3 separate regions of the Homo sapiens genome follow, and all the other regions are linked to region 1. The links are chromatin loops, found by intact Hi-C in ENCODE. Cell type or tissue: Calu3. All regions are shown on one strand. Each heading gives the region's core, and the rest is flanking DNA. Links, peaks and the distances in the headings are about the cores only.

The links. Hi-C counts contacts between places; a loop is a spot of excess contacts. Peaks named below come from ENCODE experiments on the same cell type or tissue, not always from the same donor. Only the 100,000 strongest peaks of a DNase experiment are listed, where the experiment ranks them.
Region 2: a loop joins it to region 1, with 5 times the contacts of the local background. A loop is called at or near these places in 1 of 110 quality-filtered maps.
Region 3: it touches region 1 in a loop (2.7-fold over the local background); 1 of 110 quality-filtered maps calls a loop at or near these places.

Annotation. Positions count from the first base shown.
Region 1 is chr3:89,786,685-89,794,906 of GRCh38, forward strand. No RefSeq gene overlaps it. Among named protein-coding and RNA genes, the nearest start is that of EPHA3, 680 kb to the left of the region's middle. In Calu3, for the core only: no CTCF peak of the experiment used is centred there; DNase peaks (open chromatin) are centred at 3,877 and 4,377.
Region 2 is chr3:89,310,104-89,315,103 of GRCh38, forward strand. The region is part of intron 3 of EPHA3 (EPH receptor A3); the gene reads left to right. Among named protein-coding and RNA genes, the nearest start is that of EPHA3, 200 kb to the left of the region's middle. In Calu3, for the core only: no CTCF peak of the experiment used is centred there; no DNase peak of the experiment used is centred there.
Region 3 is chr3:89,695,627-89,700,626 of GRCh38, forward strand. No RefSeq gene overlaps it. Among named protein-coding and RNA genes, the nearest start is that of EPHA3, 590 kb to the left of the region's middle. In Calu3, for the core only: no CTCF peak of the experiment used is centred there; DNase peaks (open chromatin) are centred at 1,995 and 4,345.

The DNA of each region.
Region 1 (8,222 bases), core at 1,738-6,737:
CATATTCCCTGTGTTAATTGTTTATGCATGACTTTGAACATACAATAACATTTAAAAAACCCAGTTAAGGGTTATTGGAATGGCTTTGTTTAACGTTTCTTGCTCTTCATAAACAGCTATCCTACACAGAAAGGTCGCAAAGAGTTTCAGCAGCCCTCTTCTCCATACTGATCCTCTTTACCTCTTATTACATAAACAAGACCAGTGACTTAGTAGGCTTTTCTCTCCCCCATATTGGACATAATTTCAAAAGAGAGGCTTTTAACCCACCGAACTAGGTCTGTGACTGCTCTCTGATTTCCCTTCACGTGGATTTCATGTAACCAATTATCTCCGATATTATTCTCATGGTACTGCACATAGGCTGTCTCTTGAGAGCCAAAATACCAAAAATCAAGTAAAGTAATCCAAGAGAACTGAAATTCTCATATTCTCCCACTCAAGGAAAATTTTTGTTATTTTTGCTTATTTTGGGAGCAATATTATACTATGTGGTAAACAGTTAATTTTCTATAAAAAAGACTCAAAGTCCTGCATATGTCCTCTCCCTTCGTAGTCGCACAATTTACGTTAAAGACAGACAGAAACAGTGAAATTCAGAGTATGTCATCTGTGCCTTTTTTTTTCTCTTTTTCTTTTCTTGGTGGTGGTGGTGGTGGTGGAGGAGGGTCCTTATTGACTACCAGGTGGATTTTTACCATAAATGGATATCATTTCAAACTGCTCTAACATTCACAGTTTTCAATATACAGAGAAATCTGAAGCCAAGTGAGCTCTTCTTCTTCCTCTTTTTCCTAGTGAACACTTTACGTAGCTATTATGAGATGGTGTCTTCAAAAATTCCTCTCTCTGAGATTCCTTTTACTGAATATAATATCCCTCCCTACTTGGAAATGTGAGAAGGCCTATATATTTCCCATTTCTTGACTGTTCTGGCAATTTTCCCTGAGAAGGAGGAAAAACCCTATAAAATTTCTTTTGGTCCCCAAAGCAGAAACATCTGCTGGAGTCATGAGTAGTTGGCGCTGCTGCTCAGCTCCAGCCTGGAGTTGATTATCTCTCCTGCTTTACCAGTGTTCGTGTAGTCAGTAAGGAACACACGGGAAGTTTCTGGGAAGACTCATTATAAATAATGGGAACAGGGAAGAGAAGAAAGAGGGAAAAGGTTCAAGCTACTTTGGCCGATGCATTTTATGAGTTTCACAAACTAAAATCATTAGACCACCAAACTGCTTGATAAGAAATCAAGACCTAAAAAAAATAATAAAAAAAAAAATCAGGACATTGTTTTCTGTAAATACAGCTGCTTGGCAAAAGCAAATAAGAAGAGTGACAAATTGTTGGTTGAATTTTATTTTCCTACCAGAAAAAAAAAAAAAAAAAAAAGGTTATTTTAAGTAGCAGTCTGGGGAAAGAATTAGTTGCTTACTTCTCTGAAAGTTGTCAATTGCATGTTACCTCACTGTGGAGTTGGCAGTGAGTAGCATTTCCTGGGTTGAGTGCACAGGCATTTTTATTATTCGAAATAGTTTAACAGGTGCAAGTCAGGTCCTGCTAGAAATGCTTATATATGGCAATGTACTGAACTCTTTCCTAAATTAATTCACTTCACCCAATGCACAAGATTATGTGGCAAGATCTTTGGTGTGCTGTCAATTCAATCAGTTACTTAACAGATGAAAGTAACCCTAGTTTTTTGCATCCTCCAGTAACTCTGACAATTTTATTATTTTTCAACCATCGGCTTTTCTAATGTAACAACTGACAGGGTCAAAATGCTCTCTGTCATTCTGACAGGATTTACAGGGGGGAAATGAACAGATTAGATTGAAAAGGTCCTGATATAAAGATTTAGAATAGAATTTCAATGCACTTATGTACAGAAGGAAGGGTTAACTAGTGGAGTGTGGGAGAGTGTCTATGGAATAAAGTTAATTGGTGTAAGTGGAGGTGACTTTCTGAGACAGGAGTTCTCACACTGACTGCATCAGAAAGCCCCTGAGTGCTTGTTGAAACACACATTGCTGTCCCCCAACCCCCAGTCAAAGACGCTGATCCAGTAGATGTGGGGCAAAGCCCAGGGATTTGCATTTCATAGTTTCCAGGTGCTGATCACAGAGCAGTCCTGAGAACCATACATTTTGAACCACTGTGGTAAGAGACAGTGGGGAAATCAAGTCAGAATCCCAGAGTGTATAACTAAGAGAGAGGCTCCTTGGATTTCCATGCTAGTAAACTACTAACCAGTTGTCAATGATAGCACAGGCTCACTTTCTTCTAATTCTAAATTCATCTTTAGATGAAGGGGCACAGTTTCATTCTACGATAGTCTAAGGTGACTCCTATTTGATGCAACTGTCCTCCCATTTCTTATCCCTATGTCTATATTGCTATATTCATGATTTTCTTCAGATGTGGCTTTTTTGACAATTAATTATTCTGATGACTCAGTGACTTTTCATTGATTTCATATTAAAGTCAATTCTACTCCAGTAGCACCCCATAAATGCCTAGAGACATCAACACAGAGGCAAGTTTCTTCTTACAATTTAGTTTGATTTTCTATCATAAACAATATTAACTTCTCACTTGTATACTCTCCAGAGTAAATTCTCAGCCTCACTCACATTTTTCAGGTGAGATTTACACCCTAGAGGAGTGTCCTCTGCTCTGGTCTCAGGCAACACGCACCTACCTCTGATATATTTTCTTATTAACTTCCCATGTTTCTACTTCATCAATAATCCATCACCACCTTTTATCAATACATGCATACACAAACAACCTCATTTGCCTGGAATCTTTGAGGATGATGCCTTAATGAATTCCTTGGTTGTTGAAGGCTCCTCTAAAAAATGTTTTTTATTTGTTTGTTTTGTTTTGTTTTTGAGACAGAGTTTCACGCTTATAGCCCGGACTGGAGTGCAATGGCGCAATCTTGGCTCACTGCACCCTCCCCCCGCCAGGTTCAAGCAATTCTCCTGCCTCAGCCTCCTGAGTAGCTCAGATTACGGGCGCCCGCCACCATGCCCAGCTAATTTTTGTATTTTTAGTAGAAACCAGGTTTCGCCATGTTGGCCATGCTGCTCTCGAACTCCTAACCTCAGGTCATCCGCCCACCTCGGCCTCTCAAAGTGCTGGGATTACAGGCATGAGCCACTGTGTCCGGCCTAAAAAATGTTTTTAATACTAACTTTTGTACTAATGTGGAAGTTTGACTGAAAGCATTTCTTGATAACTCAGTCTCATCCTAATAAACCTGTATTTTAGTGGTTTGTTATATTCCCATGGTTTATGATAAGGACTGTAAAGACCATTGAGACTTCTACAATAATATAGTAAATGGCTCTGGGCCACATGGATCATTTAATTTTTAATGTTTTATTTGGAACTACTGTTAAACCTTTAAGAAAGTTGCAAGATAGTAGAAAATCTTCTTCTGTCTCTCACCCTGCTTCTCCTAATGTTAATATCTGACATAACCATGGTATAATTATGAAGAACAGGAAATTAACATTGGTATCATAGTCTTAACTGAATTTCATCTCTTATTTGTATTTCATTAATTTTACACTAATGTCCTTTATCTTTTCCAGCACTTTGCCTAGGATCCCACATTGCATTTAATTAACAGTGTTTTCATTTATAGACACTTCTTAGTATCTGCCCCACCTCTAACAGCTCCTCAGACTTTTCTTGTTTTTCATAACCTCGACACTTTCTGAACCCGAAGTGTGGATGTGAGGGAACCCCAAATGTGGATGTGAGGAAAACACAAGTGCAAATATTAACAAACTAACTAGAGTTCTGTTGACAAACTGACTCAGAAAGAAAGGCTATGGCCAGGCACGGTGACTCAGTCTGTAATCCCAGCCCTCTGGGAGGCCGAGGTGGACAGATCACCTGAGATCAGTAGTTTGAGGTTTGAGACCAGTTTGGCCAACATGGCAAAACCCTGTCTCTACTAAAAATACCAAAAAAAAAAAAAAAAAAAAAAAATTAGCTGGCAATGGTGGTGCATGCTTGTAATCCCAGCTACTTGGGAGGCTAAGGCAGGAGAAACACTGGAACCCAGGAGGCAGAGGTGGCAGTGAGCTGCAATTGTGCCACTGCACTCCAGCCTGGGAAATAAAGTGAGATTCTGTCTCCAGAAAAAAAAAAAAAAAAAAAGGACTAGCGAACAAGACCTAATCTAGTTATCTTTTAGATAAACCTATGGTATGCTTGGTGAAATACCTAGAAACAATGAGCCCCGTATAGGTCTTACCATAGCTGACATCAGAAAAAACTTTTGTGACTGGGTGCGGTGGCTCATGCCTGTAATCCCAGCACTTTGGGAGGGCAAGGCAAGCAAGCAGATCGCCCAAGGTCAGGAGTTCAAAACCTGCCTGGCCAACACAGGAAAACCCCATCTCTACTAAAAATACAAAAATTAACTGGGTGTGGTGGTGTGCACCTCTAGTCCCAGCTACTCGGGGAAAGCTAAGCAGGAGAATCAATTGAACCCAGGAGGTGGAGGTTGTGGTGAGCTGAGATCACGCCACTGCACTCCAGCCTAGGCAACAGAGTGAGACTCTGTCTCAAAAAAAAAAAGAAAAAAGAAAATACTTTTGTCACTTCTATCATCCATCCCTTGGTTCATATTTCTGCTGTAGTTAATCCAAACAAAAATAGTAATAAATATGTAGTAAAAATTAAAAAGATACATAAGTTAAGTGGTTGTTGCTTTATTTTATTATACAGCCTTGGAATTAACATTTTATAATTTTTAAATTCAAGAACTTTTACATTTATAATCCAGCAGCAATATTCATACTAAAATGTTTCATCAGAATGCCAGTATTAAAAGGGCATATTTCTGGGATTAAGTATTGGGGTAATTTGGGGTAAAATGGAGGGTGTTCTCTATTATAGATAATTTGTAATACCATTTGGTTCCAAAAATATGTTTCTCTGTAAAAATAAAACAAATCACTAAATATAATGATTATATATAATGCTAAAACAAGGAAGATTAATATAGAATTTTTATACTGTACAGTTATCTCTTCTGATACTATAGAAGTGATTTTGGATGAAACTGCATGATCAGTTCAGAGATTGTACATTTTTTATGTGGGCCAAGAGTAAATTTCACAACACACTCTGAATTTTTCAGAAAAATCAAGTAACTCCCAACTCCCACTCTTCAATAATAATTATTATATCACACATGTTTTAAGCTTACTCTCCTCTTCCTTGCTATTAGAGTGGTCGAGAAATCTAAATAAAAATTTGTGGTATTAAAAGAAATAAAGGCAGGACCGTTACAATTCAACGCAGCATGAGAGCGTCTATTACGCACATTGGCCATGCCTGAGGGGTTCATAGAAGTCAGCTCAGCTCTGTAAGTGCCAATATTGGAAGCATCATCACCTATGTGCAAACTCCCTAGATACATTGTAGAGCCATTATTCTTCAAAGTCCTGTCACCTCCTACCTGGGTGTCATGAGGTGATGCAGTGCTATTCATGATGTGGGCTCACTAAACTCCTGGGCTTTTTACCAAAGGAAGGGATCTTCACCTCCCTCATGGCCAGCCCCTGTCATCACCTCTACTTCTCGAATTATTCCCTTGCATTCTCTCCTTTTCACAAATATCCCACAACATTTTTCCCTTCTTTCTTAAAAAGTGCATTTGCTCTTTTATTATGATACTATAGAAGTGTTGTGAATACCCTAGCAACATTGTCTACAATTTCAGAGAATGGAAAATGTTAAACAAGAAGGCAGTGTCTGAGTAAATCAAGTCAAGACAAGTTATGGAGTTAAAAAAGTTATAGAAAAACATGAAATGAAGTAAAAATGTACAATATATGTTATTCAGTGAAAATATCTCACATCTTAAACATCCACTGAGAACTGTCCCCTCACTAAATAAACTTGAAGCTCTCCTCTTATTTCCAAAATGTGGTTGGGGAATGATGCATTAAACTCAATTCATTTTTTCTCTTATGACATGTGATGTAATAAATGTATCTTCAAAGCTTACATTACATTATTATGTTAAATTATGTGAGTGTTGATAGATTCTATAGGCAAAATCTTTAAAAATTGTAAGTTTTAAACTACTAAATCTATACAGAAGGAAAAGTGTTATATGTTGAATTATCAAACTCTCAGATTGGAGAAAAGGAAGAAGAGAAGAAAGAAAGCCTGATATTAGAGGGAGGAGATGTTAATAGACATATCAGTGCAAAGATCATCAAATATATTGAAACAGAAAAACTGATGCCTCCAAATTCCTAAAGCTGTCCCATATTGCATGATGTTGTGTGTTAATATTTAACAATGTTTTAACTTTATAGATAAGGCAGTCACTGATTTCTCTACATCATCAGGTTTGGGAAGCATGTGAAATACTTGCCACAACACTATACACACTTGCCATGATAACCATGCCCATTCATCACAGCAGTCTGTAGTGCTGAATCCTAAGGAAATCTTAAAATCTATTCAACATTATTGAATAGTTCCAAGCACCTACCATTTATGGACTGGAGTCAATAATTGACTCTCCTGGATCTCTCTGTTTGCCTTGAAGAAGGCTTCATCACTTTAGTCTATGTTTCATATATCGGCACTGTGTTATTTAGGGTAGATTACACTGCTATAATGAAAAAACTCAGAAATGTATGTTGCTGGAATGCAATAGACGTTTCTTTCCTTTTTATGCAACAGTCTAAGGTGTTTATTTTTGGTTTGCAGAAGGTATTCATCCACATTAATATTCAATGATCCAAACACCTTACATTTTGTGGCTCCCTCTCAATTGCTATTTCATCATCGTCATCTTTAGCCAGACAGCAAAAACGAAGAGAGAACATAACGGAAACAAATATCTGTCTCAAACAAATATCTGTCTCAGAAATGATTCACATGACTTCCTATCACATTTTATTGATAAGGTCTAGTCAGGACTCGACTTTAAGAAAGCCTGGTGAAGGTATTTTAGCCTTGATCTCCAATGCAATCCTGAGAGATTGTAACTACAGAAGGAGAGATACAACTTGGGTGGGTGGTTAATAATCTCTATGACATGCACCACTGTCCTCTGATTGCAGTTGCTGGAATTGCAAGCACTAATTTCAGAAGACAGTACTGCATCTCCATCTTATTGAAGTGTGGTTGTAGTTTTAGGGTTTGAATGACTGAGAAGCAAGCACAGGGACATATTTCAAGATACACAAAAAATAAGGATAAAAATGAATCTTTTTATTTCAGGAAATATATTGATATTCACTGTGCCGCAGGGTCAAAATCTCACACTTGAATAGATGGGAGGAACAATTATTTTCTAAAAATTATATGAAAATTAAACTGCCAAATTTGCACTAAAATAGACATTTGTAAAAACTGCTTGCAATGGGAATAAATCTGAAGGAAAGAAAAATGCTTTATACAGTAGCCCCCATCCCTTATAGAAGGTTTCACTTTCTGCAGTTTCAGTTGCCCATAGATAAATGCATTCCAAAAACAGTAAATGAAAATAATTCCAGAAATAAATAATTTGTAAGTTTTAAATTTCATACCATTCTGAGTAGTGTGATGAAATCTCACGCTGTCCCACTCCATCTCATCTGAAGTCTTTGCCCATGCCTATGTCCTGAATGCTATTGCCTAGGTTTTCTTCTAGGGTTTTTATAGTTTTAGGTTTTACATTTAAGTCTTTAATCCATCTAGAGTTAATTTTTGTGTAAAGTGTAAGGAAGGGGTTCAGTTTCAGTTTTCTGCATATGTCTAGTTTTTCCTGCATCTCAGCAGGGATGGAAACCATCCCTTTGTCCATGCCATATATGCTACCCATCCCTTTGTCACTTAGCAGCTGTCTTAGTTATCAGATAAGAAGAAACCTCATATATAGGGTTTGGCGGCTTCAGGCATCCACTGGGAGTCTGGGAACATCAAGGGGAGACTACTTTATTTACCTTAATACATGTGAGAAATGCCAAACCATAGAATGTTTCTTATTTTCCATTTTTGACTCCATATGTTTCAATATTTACATTTTGGGATCTGAGAGTGAGACAGATGTAGTTACATTTTTGAAGCCAAGAAAGTCATTATCTTCGAAACAACAAAATGCAAGTCCAAAAATAATTATAAATATACCTGTCATCTGGCTTGTCCAGGCAAAGAAGGGCTGAAAAGCAATATAAAAGCATAAAAGCAGCTTATCATTC
Region 2 (5,000 bases), core at 1-5,000, 480 kb before region 1:
ATGTTCACTGACTTCTCTCAGCAGAGTTTTTAATGAGCTGGTACCTGTATAGCCCTTTGAGCAGTTCAGGCCAGGGTTCTTTATATATAAAGCAGACATATAAAAGTAAAAGGCAAGTGAGTAAAAAGCATAATAGTCCATGTGAGTACTAATTGTAAGGGATAGGAAAAAGATACAATATAATAGCTTTAAAGGAAAAATAGAAATTGAAGACCTTATCACAATTATCCTTATAATGCACAGAATAATGTCAGACTGCTTTGGAAAATTCATTAATTTTTTTTAAAGTTAGTATTGATACGAATTTTTGGGGTATATCTTCTCAATGATAAGTAGGTTAACTGAAAAGCACTTTGATTTAGGAGATGAAGTCTAATTTAAATTATGTTAACCCCTTCCTTTCTTATTGTATACTTAGTTTTTACATTTTTTCATAGCCTGGGTCTTACATCCTCCAAATACCTTACCTATTCACCTCTCCAAAAAACAGGGACACAGTCTGTTAAGTAAGTCTAACAGAATATAGATATTATATATACCATGCAATTTAATAGATACTCTATATAGATGTCTATATAGATATTCATAATATATATTAATTAGAAGTAAACTCCTAAAGGTCAATAAACAAAGTGAATTCCCTGATAATTCATCACCTCATGACTTGTCATCTGTTTAACTATAAGAGCTAGATAATTTAATTGGAATGCGGATGTTTTATGACAAATATATGAAGTATCAGCAATAGTAAAAAAGCAAATTTTAGTCTTCTGAAGCTGTCTTAGCCTGTATTTTTTTGAAGCACAGTGATTTGTTGCACAGTCTTTGAAGCCAAAATGCCTAGGTTCTTATCCTGACTCTGCCATTTCCTAACTAGTTACTCCACCTTTCTGCTATTTGGTTTTCTTATCTGTATAATAGTGTTCATAGTGGTACTGCTATAAAGGTCTGTAATGAAGATTAAATAAAATGCTGGAGCGATACCTGGCAAACAGTAAGCATTTTACAAATGGTTGCAGTTATTATTTAAGAAATTATTTTAAGGACAAAAAGTGTATACATATATGATGCCCCTCCCTATGTTATAAAATTAAATAAAATGCATTTCAGATTATGGATTACAAAGAGAAGAAATATAAAATGAAAGCATTTAACGTCAACACATTTCCCTTTGTTCTCCTAACTATGAAACTTGATAAAAGAGTGCTGACATTTTGAAGAAATGGACTTTTTGGTGAATATTACAATTTCTTTGTTCTTGCTTTTGACATTTACTATTTCAACCAACAATCTAAGTGAAACCATGCAAACTTTGGTGCCTAAAATAGGGACAAAAGGTGGTGGTGTGATTTGAGTAACAGAGGAGGATTTTAAAATTCTGCATTTTGTTTCCATATATATCATGTACTTAGCCTGGAAAGAAATAAATTATAATCATAATTGAGTCAAGATATTTTCAGAATTTTGAGACATGCTCAAGTTTAACATTCTCTCCAGTGCTAGCCAAAGGACCCAATGGATTTAGAAGATTCATGGTCCAAGCCATCAACTGTCTCTTAAAATTCATGTTTATTATTCTGGCTTAGTGAATAGGGATTGTCTTTCTTCAGCAAATGCCAGCTCTGGAATTGTTTATTGAGTGTCTACATCATTAAAACTTCCAAGGGACTCTTTGACCTCAAGCGTATGTTTCCTTGGCACAGACACTTGTATTTTCAACACTTCGGAGCTGGCAATATAACTTGGAATATTTTGTATTTAATGTCTGAATAATATCCTGGGATTTGTTGTCCAATGTGAAATGGCCAAGAATATTGAAGAGTGGCTTTGAGGATGACACAAGTAGGTATGATTTTGTTGAAAAGGTGAGAAAAGAGGGGCACAGAAAACAAAAACAAAATCCTTAAAGAAAATTAAATAACAAATAAAAGACATAGAGGTAGAAGTATAGAACCTATATAGTTTATCAAATCTTTGCACCTCAGTTTTCTATGGTCAGCACATTACTCCCTATGTATTTCCTGGTTTCACTTCTTTCAGGACTTTTGGTCACATATATTTATAACCTCTGATAATAATATAATCAAAATGTAATGTAAACAATATTGCTGAAGGACTTAGTGCACTTAAAGATTATAATAATGTTTGTCTTTGATTTTTATTTATTAATTCCATGCATTTCAAGAAAACTCTGAAGTTGGGGAAGACGTTTTTTAGAGAAAGCTTAAAATGTGAGAGTTCATTCGCAGTTACGCAATTCTGGTTTTTTTTTTTTGTAGATTTATTAAGATTTTCTACATACACAGTCATGGTTTATGAAATAAAGACAGTTTTAATTATTCCTTTCTGATCTTATCTTTCTTCTTTAAATTGTGTGCATTTTGCCTCAGTTTTTTCCGTTTTTAGCTTGATATATTTATAAGTATTATTTTTTCTTATTATATTGATATTTTCATTATACCCGTTATAGTTTCTTTTCTTTTCAATTTTTATTTTAAGTTCAAGGATACATGTGCAGGTTTGTTACATAAGTAAACTTCTATCATGGGAGTTTGTTGAACAGATTATTTCATCACCCAGGTATTAACCCTAATATCCATTAGTTATTTTTTCTGATGCCCTCCCTCCTCCCACCTACCATGCTCCAGAAGGCCCCAGTGTGTGTGGTTCCTCACCATGTGTCCATACCTTCTCATCATTCAGCTCCCACTTATAAGTGAGAATATGCGGTGTTTGGTTTTCTGTTCCTGTGTTCGTTTGCTGAGGATAATGGCTTCCAGTTCCCTCCATGTCCCTGTAAAGGACATAATCTTGTTATTTTTTATGGCTGCATAATATTCCCTGGTATATATGTACCACATCTTCTTTATCTGGTCTGTAATTAATGGGCATTTAGGTTGATTCCGGGTCTTTGCTATTGTGAATTGTGTTGCAGTGAACGTATGTGTGCATGTGTCTTTATAATAATATTATTTGTATTCCTTTGGGTATATACCCAGATATTATTATTTTCCTTGAATCCGTTTTGTGCAATAATAGAGTTATGCCAATTATTTTATTTTACAATATGCATAGTAATCTTCTTTAATCTTTCCACTTTCAAATTATTTTTGTTTCTAAATTTAAAGTATCTATCATTTCTTACAGATAGCATATAATTGGATCTTGATTTTTAAATTTAATCTGACAAATTCTGCTATATGTTTGAAAAGTTTCATTCCCTCACATTTAATTTAAACAGTACATTTGGCTTTAGGTTTGCCATTTGCTATTTGTTTTCTGCTTCTCTCAATGATGTTTCGTTCTTCTGTTTTTCCTTTAATCTTTTGTTTTTGTTACACTGTTAGTTTAACAAAATGATTAGTAAATATGTAATTTTCAATCCTCCATTGACCTTCTTGCATTATCTGTTCATATTTTCTCTAGTGATTTCAATGTTTATCTGTAACTTATTACAATATACTTCAAGTGGGCACTAAATTACTTCTGGTTAAATATAGGAAATTTTCATAAGTCTATGTCCTCTGTAGGTTCCATGCTGTTGTTTCCATATGTATTATATCATATATTTTATAAAGCCAAATATACAGTCTTATGTTTACTTTAAAGTAGTCATGTGACTTTTAAACAATTTGAAAAGAGATATATTAGTGAATGGTAACAAAAAGTGAATAAAAGCAAAAATTATCACTTCCCCATTACACCTGTCATTCCAGCCTCTAAGTACTACATATTGTTGTTTAAAACTGTCAGCAGTAAAATAAAAAGAAATATTCTCTTGTTATCATGGCAGGTATATATTTTTTATAAAGTAAACTATTCTTTTAAGAATTTAAAATTTGATTTTTTTAGTGGGAATAACTTAGAAGTAAGTTAATTTTAATATTAATTTGATGCTGTATGTACACACACACATGAAGAATTAATGTTGTGTAATACTTTTCATTTGACTAGGCATCTCAACATGCCCTTGTCCATTTGGTTATATTTGAGGTAGCTGCTATCATGGAATTTTTCACAGAAGTCAAATATGTTTTGAGAGGTCAATTTCACTATCTCAAATCATATAGTCAAATTTCAAATTTTGTCAAATTTAGTTGCTATCTTCACCATAAAATAATCAGCACAAGGTCAAATTAATGTTTGCCCCTATATAAAAGCTACTTTTCTATTTTCTAAAGTTTCTGATCAGTATTTTAGGTTTTGTTTCTTCTCATAGTGATGTTAGAGGTATGTGACTAACTTTTTTATATAAATTATGAGGATCACATGGGGGCAAATAAGATTTTTTTTTCAAACAAAGATCTTTAATAGTGTGGGAATCAATGCTAATGTGATACAAAGCAATCTATACTGTATTAATCAAAGATCCAAAGCACCCTGATTATAAAGAGTGAAAGCTCATGCAAATAAATTATGAAAGAATACAAATGAAGACACACTTACATGACTGCCTCATTTCCAGAGCCTGGTGACAGTCCTGCTGTTCTCAGCATGCTGCTTCATGATGACCTCATCAGTAACATAAGATGCATTCAGCTATCTGGCACCTAGATGGCAGCCTACAAAATCTAAACACAGTGATTTCAAATGGACCATAAAGCCTGGCTAAAATCTTACAAATTAGTAATAGAAATACCTGTTACATCATGACATCATTTGGGTACACTCAGCAAATTATTCCCTGATGGAAATTATTTGAAAAAAATATATATGCAGTTATGCGTTACTTAACAACGGGAGTACATTCTAAGAAATGCATCCCTGGGTGATTTTGTCGTTGTGCAAATATCATAGAATGTACTTACACAAACCTAGATAGTATAGCTTACCACATACTTTGGCTTTATGGTGTAGCCTTTTGCTCCTAGGCTACAAATCTGTACAGCATGTTATGGCACTGATTAGTGTTAAGGAAATAATAACACACTGGTATTGTGTATCTAAACATATCTAAACATAGAAAAGGTATAGTAAAAATATGGCATTATAATCTTATG
Region 3 (5,000 bases), core at 1-5,000, 93 kb before region 1:
CTCCCTGGGAGAAGCAAGTTACCAGTATTTCATATAAATTCCTCTCCCCAGCCCCCTGCAGCTTGGCTTTGCAAAGCTAAATTTCAGGTGAGTAAGGCTGATATTGGGGTCTCTCTTCATTTTCCCAGCCCTCACTCATAGGTGGAAGTTTGATGCCAGGAATGGTAGGCAGGGAATACTGTGGCCTCAATCACCTACACCCTAGCAAACTCACAAGGTTCCCAAACTCACAAGGTTCCACACCAGGAAAGGGAAGCCAAAACAACCAGAGTCTACTTTCCCTGTCCAGCACCCTGCTCATAAATGAGAAGCATCATGCCAGGAGAAGTGTGCCACTGGCCTTGCCCACTGCTCCGGATCCCCAGTTCAGAGATTATACACAGGAAAGACAAACCATAGGAATGGGGAGATCCAAAAATCTCCCTCCCACCAACAAAATGACTTTATTCAGAACAGGGTATAGGAAAGTTTAGAACTAAAAGTCCTCTTGAATCAATGGAGATTCTGGTGGTTTGCAATGAAAAGAAGGCTAGTAGTGTAACTGAGTCCCCAGATTTTTCTAAGAGATAGTTTATTTTCCTCTTTCTTCTTTCTTTTCTCTTTCATCCTTTTTTCCACTCCCACTTAGCTCTTTAGAAATGCAATTATAGCCTTCTACTTCCTTTTCACCAGACACTCTCTACAGGGCAAGTTCATCTGACTATGTGTTTAGAAGTTCCAGCGCTAAACTCTTACACACCAGGAGGTTGCCTTGAGAGATAGTCAATTTACAGCCCAAAGTTACCTGCTAGAGAGTTCTTTGGCTGCCTTTACAGTGTATCTCTGCCCATGAAGCCACCAACCCAACTGCTTGGTAAATAAGGCACTAAAGCAAGTATGCAGGCTCCACACCTGCTCACTTCTGCCTCTGTGTAGTCCCCCCACTTTAAAAGTGCCCACATTCTGCTTCAAAAACAAAGCAGTATCCTTAAGGCAGAAAGCCTCTACTTCTTCCCCTAAGCAAGCTTTGAATGAAAAAGTCACTTTCTTTATACCAGACCTTGCTCTTGTTAATTGGACTCTGCAATTGGTGAGGTACTGAACCTGTGCTTTGGTTGCATGAGAAGAAGAAAAACTATACATCAGCTAGTTTACCAAAGAGAAGCAGGAAAATGAATGGCTAAGAAGGTCTTCGTGGGGTCAGAACAAACCTCAAAACTGGCCTTGTTAACAGTGGGTAGCTTATCAACCATGAGTGGGCAGGAGAGGGCCTCCCCTCCATCCCCCCATATCCCCCCACCCCCCACCACCAGGAATGTCAGATGACCATCAGGTGATGGGCAGGTGGTTGTTACACTGTTTCTCTAAAATAATAATGGGTCGTAGCTGGTGCCAGGAAACAGCAGTCCTCCAACAGAAAAAACCCAAGACTGGTGATCAGAAACTTCCTGTTAAGATCTCAGGAGTTGGGCGAGTGGGCTCAAGCATGCATATTAAGAGGCAAAATGGCAGAGTTTACCTGGTGTATGACCTTCTAGGAACACTCGACTGGTAAGGGAAGAATACCCCAAGCATGCATACCTACAACTCCAGTAAACACACTGTGTGTGCAGCCCCTCCCAAGTGCCAGCAGGCCACTGCGCATGCAGATGGCCCACCCTAAGGGAAGAATCAGGGGAGAAGTAATGCAAGACCCCAGAAGCATGCTGGCATATAGAACCCCAAGTCAAAAGGTCAAACCATGCACTTAATCTCTCAAGTTGCCCTCTTGGCCCTCTTCCAATTGTACTTTACTTCCTTTCATTCCTGCTCTTGTAACTGCCCAAGGGGTTTACCTAGCCTGCCTTCTGGACAGAGCTGATTCATCAAGATAAGGGAATTGCAATAGAGTAATTCACACAGAGGCGGCTGTACAGGAGACTGGAGTTTTATTATTACTCAAATCAGTCTCCCTGAGCATTCCGGGAGCAGAGTTTTTAAGGATAACTTGGTGTGTGGGGGTAAGCCAGTGAGCCAGGAGTGCTGATTGGTCAGGACGAAATCACAGGGAGTCAAAGCTGTCTTCCTGAGCTGAATCAGTTCCTGGCTTGAGAGGCCACAAGATCAAATGAGCCAGTTCATTGATCTGGGTGGCGTGGCGCCAGCTGATCCATCAAGTGCAGGCTCTGCAAAATATTTCAAGCACTAATCGTAGCAGCAGTTTAGGGAGGCTCAGAATCTTGTGGCCTCCCGCTACATGACTGCTAAACTGTAATTTTTAATCTTGTGGCTATTGTTAATCTAGTCTCCAGGCAAGGAGGAGGTCTGCTTTGTGAAAGGGCTGTTACTATCTTTGTTTAAACTATAAATTACAAACTAAGTTTCTTCCAAAATTAGTTCAGCCTATACCCAGGAATGAACAAGGACAGCGTGGAAGTTGGAAGCAAGATGGAGTCGGTTAAGTTGGATCTCTTTCACTATCTCAGTCATAATTTTGCAAAGGTACTTTCACTCTAAAGCTTTTTAATAAGCTTTCACCTTGGCTCTAAAACTTGCCTTGGTCTCTCTCTCTTTCCCTCAGTCTAATTCTTTCTGAGGAGGTAAGAATTGAGGTTGCTGCAGACCCATATGGATTCACCACCACTAACAGCTTCAAAATCTTTCCCTACAAAATGACTCATATTTAACGGATCAGAATGTGGAGCAATTTTTACTTTAGGTTTTTGTTGAAGACAATAGAATGATCAGCTGATATTAGTGGGACCTAGCAGCAGGATGTGATACTAACAGAAGTCTGAGCAGAGCAAGCAGGTAGACAGACAGTCAAAGAAAAGCCCTGTTAAAACCACAGTCATCCTAGGGTGACTGTATTCATGCCTAAGGCAGCACCTTCTTAGAAGTGACACCAGAAGCTTCACATTGTAGGGAAAATAGATTTCACTAAGTTATTTTGGCCAAGTTACTAAAAAAATAAGCAAGTTCATGTGAGGGGAAAAAATTTAGTACCCAGAGTTGCTACAACATATACTCTCAAATGTCTAGTTTTTAACAATAACAACAAAAATACGAGACCCGCAAGGGAGCAGGAGTATGACTCATACACAGGGGGAAATACCAGTAAAAAAAGGCCAAATGTTGAAGTAAACACTCAAAAACTTCAAAACACCAATGGTAAATATGTTCAAGAAAGGAAAGGGAATCATGCTTTACAAAAGTAAAGGAAGTTTTGGTTTTGAGGGTTTTTTTTCAAGATGGCAGATTGGAGGCAGTGTTAGCATGCCTCTCCCACTGGGACGCACAGAATAGTGGGTACAGATTCACACTGAGAAATTTTTCCCCTAGAACCACCACAGGAACATAGAAGGAAAACCAAAAGAATCCACAGACCCTCTGAAAGAAGCGACAGGCTACAGCCTCCTCCATGAGACAGGCAGAACACTGTACATTCCCAGAGTGTGAGAGGTGGAGAGTCTGCCTCCAAGCACACATCCCTATCAAGTAATCTGAAAATCCAGATCATGGTAGAAGGCCTTAACCCTACCCAGAGCTGGAGTGGATTCAGGAAGTGGTGTGAAATATACGAGTAGAAGCAGCAGCGGGAAGTGCATTGTAGGCATTTTCAGTGTCCAGAGTGAACGGAGGAAAGCCATTCCTGACTATGCCTCACAGGGGCCCTTGGGGAAGTCAGTCAATGAGTTCAGGGAGGGGTCACAGGGTGAAAGAAGCTCCCAGATGAATTTTGTGATATAATCTTGAGTGGGGACAAACTCCCTTGAACAAAACCAGGCGGATGAATGGGAAATGTGCTGCAGACACAAGCACAGAGCCGGGCACCTGGCCTCACAAGCAGACAGGGAGAGGCGTGGTCTGAGAGCCCTGATTGCTGTCTCTTCAGGGAAGTTTATGGCCTGGGCAGGTCTGAGTTCTGTGTGCAGACTGCCAGAATCTAAACTCATTGTTGTTGGTGGAGGACTGTGGGAGCAAGACCGGCCTCACCAACTGCATGGGAGCTGGATGAGGCTTACTGCTGCCTGCTACTCTCTACTCCTTTTGCTAACTTTTCTGTACAGCAGATACAGTTATATGTCCTTCTGGAACATTACCCCAGTGGCCTGAGAACCAGCCCCTATCTCCAACAGGAGCTGCACTCTGTCTTGCCCAAGGAGAATCTGAGTTCAGACCAACCTAAACCTGCCCCTACCTGGTGATATTTCTTCACCCACCCTGGTATCTTAACACAAAGGACATAAACTTTTGGGAGCTTTATGTTCTCACCCATTGCATGAGTAACCAGAATACTTCCCCTGGACAGCTTAGAGCAAGTTTAAAATCCCACTGCTACTACCACAACTGGTGCTCTCTTGAAAGCGCCACCTCCTGGCTGGAGGCCAACTGTATTGATTCATTCTTATGTTGCTATAAAGAACTGCCCAACACTGGGTGGTTTAATTAAATCACAGTTCTGCAGGGCTGGGGAGGCCTCAGGAAACTTACAATTAGGGCAGAAAGAGAAACCAACACATCCTTTTAACATGGTGGCAGGAAGGAGAAGAATGACTGCCCAACAAAGTGGGAAACTCCTTATAAAACCATCAGATCTCATGAGAATGCACTCACTATCACAAGAACAGGATGGGGGAAACTGCCCACATGATTCAATTATCTATACCTGGTCCCTCCGTGACACATGGGATTATGGGAACCACAATTCAAGATGAGATTTCCGTGGGGACACAGCCAAACCATATTATTTCACTCATGGCTCCTCCCAAATCTCATGTCCTCACATTTCAGAACACAATCATGCCCTTCCAACAGTCCCCCAAACTCTTAACTCATTTCAGCATTAACACAAAATTCCAAGTCCAAAGTCTCATCTGAGACAAAGTAAGTCCCTTCCATCTATGAGCCTGTAAAATCAAAAGCAAGTAAGTTACCTCCTAGATACAATGGGGGTACAGCCATTGGGTAAATTCACCCATTCCAAATGGGAGAAACTGGCCAAAGCAAAGTGGCTACAGGCCCCATGCAACTCTGAAAGC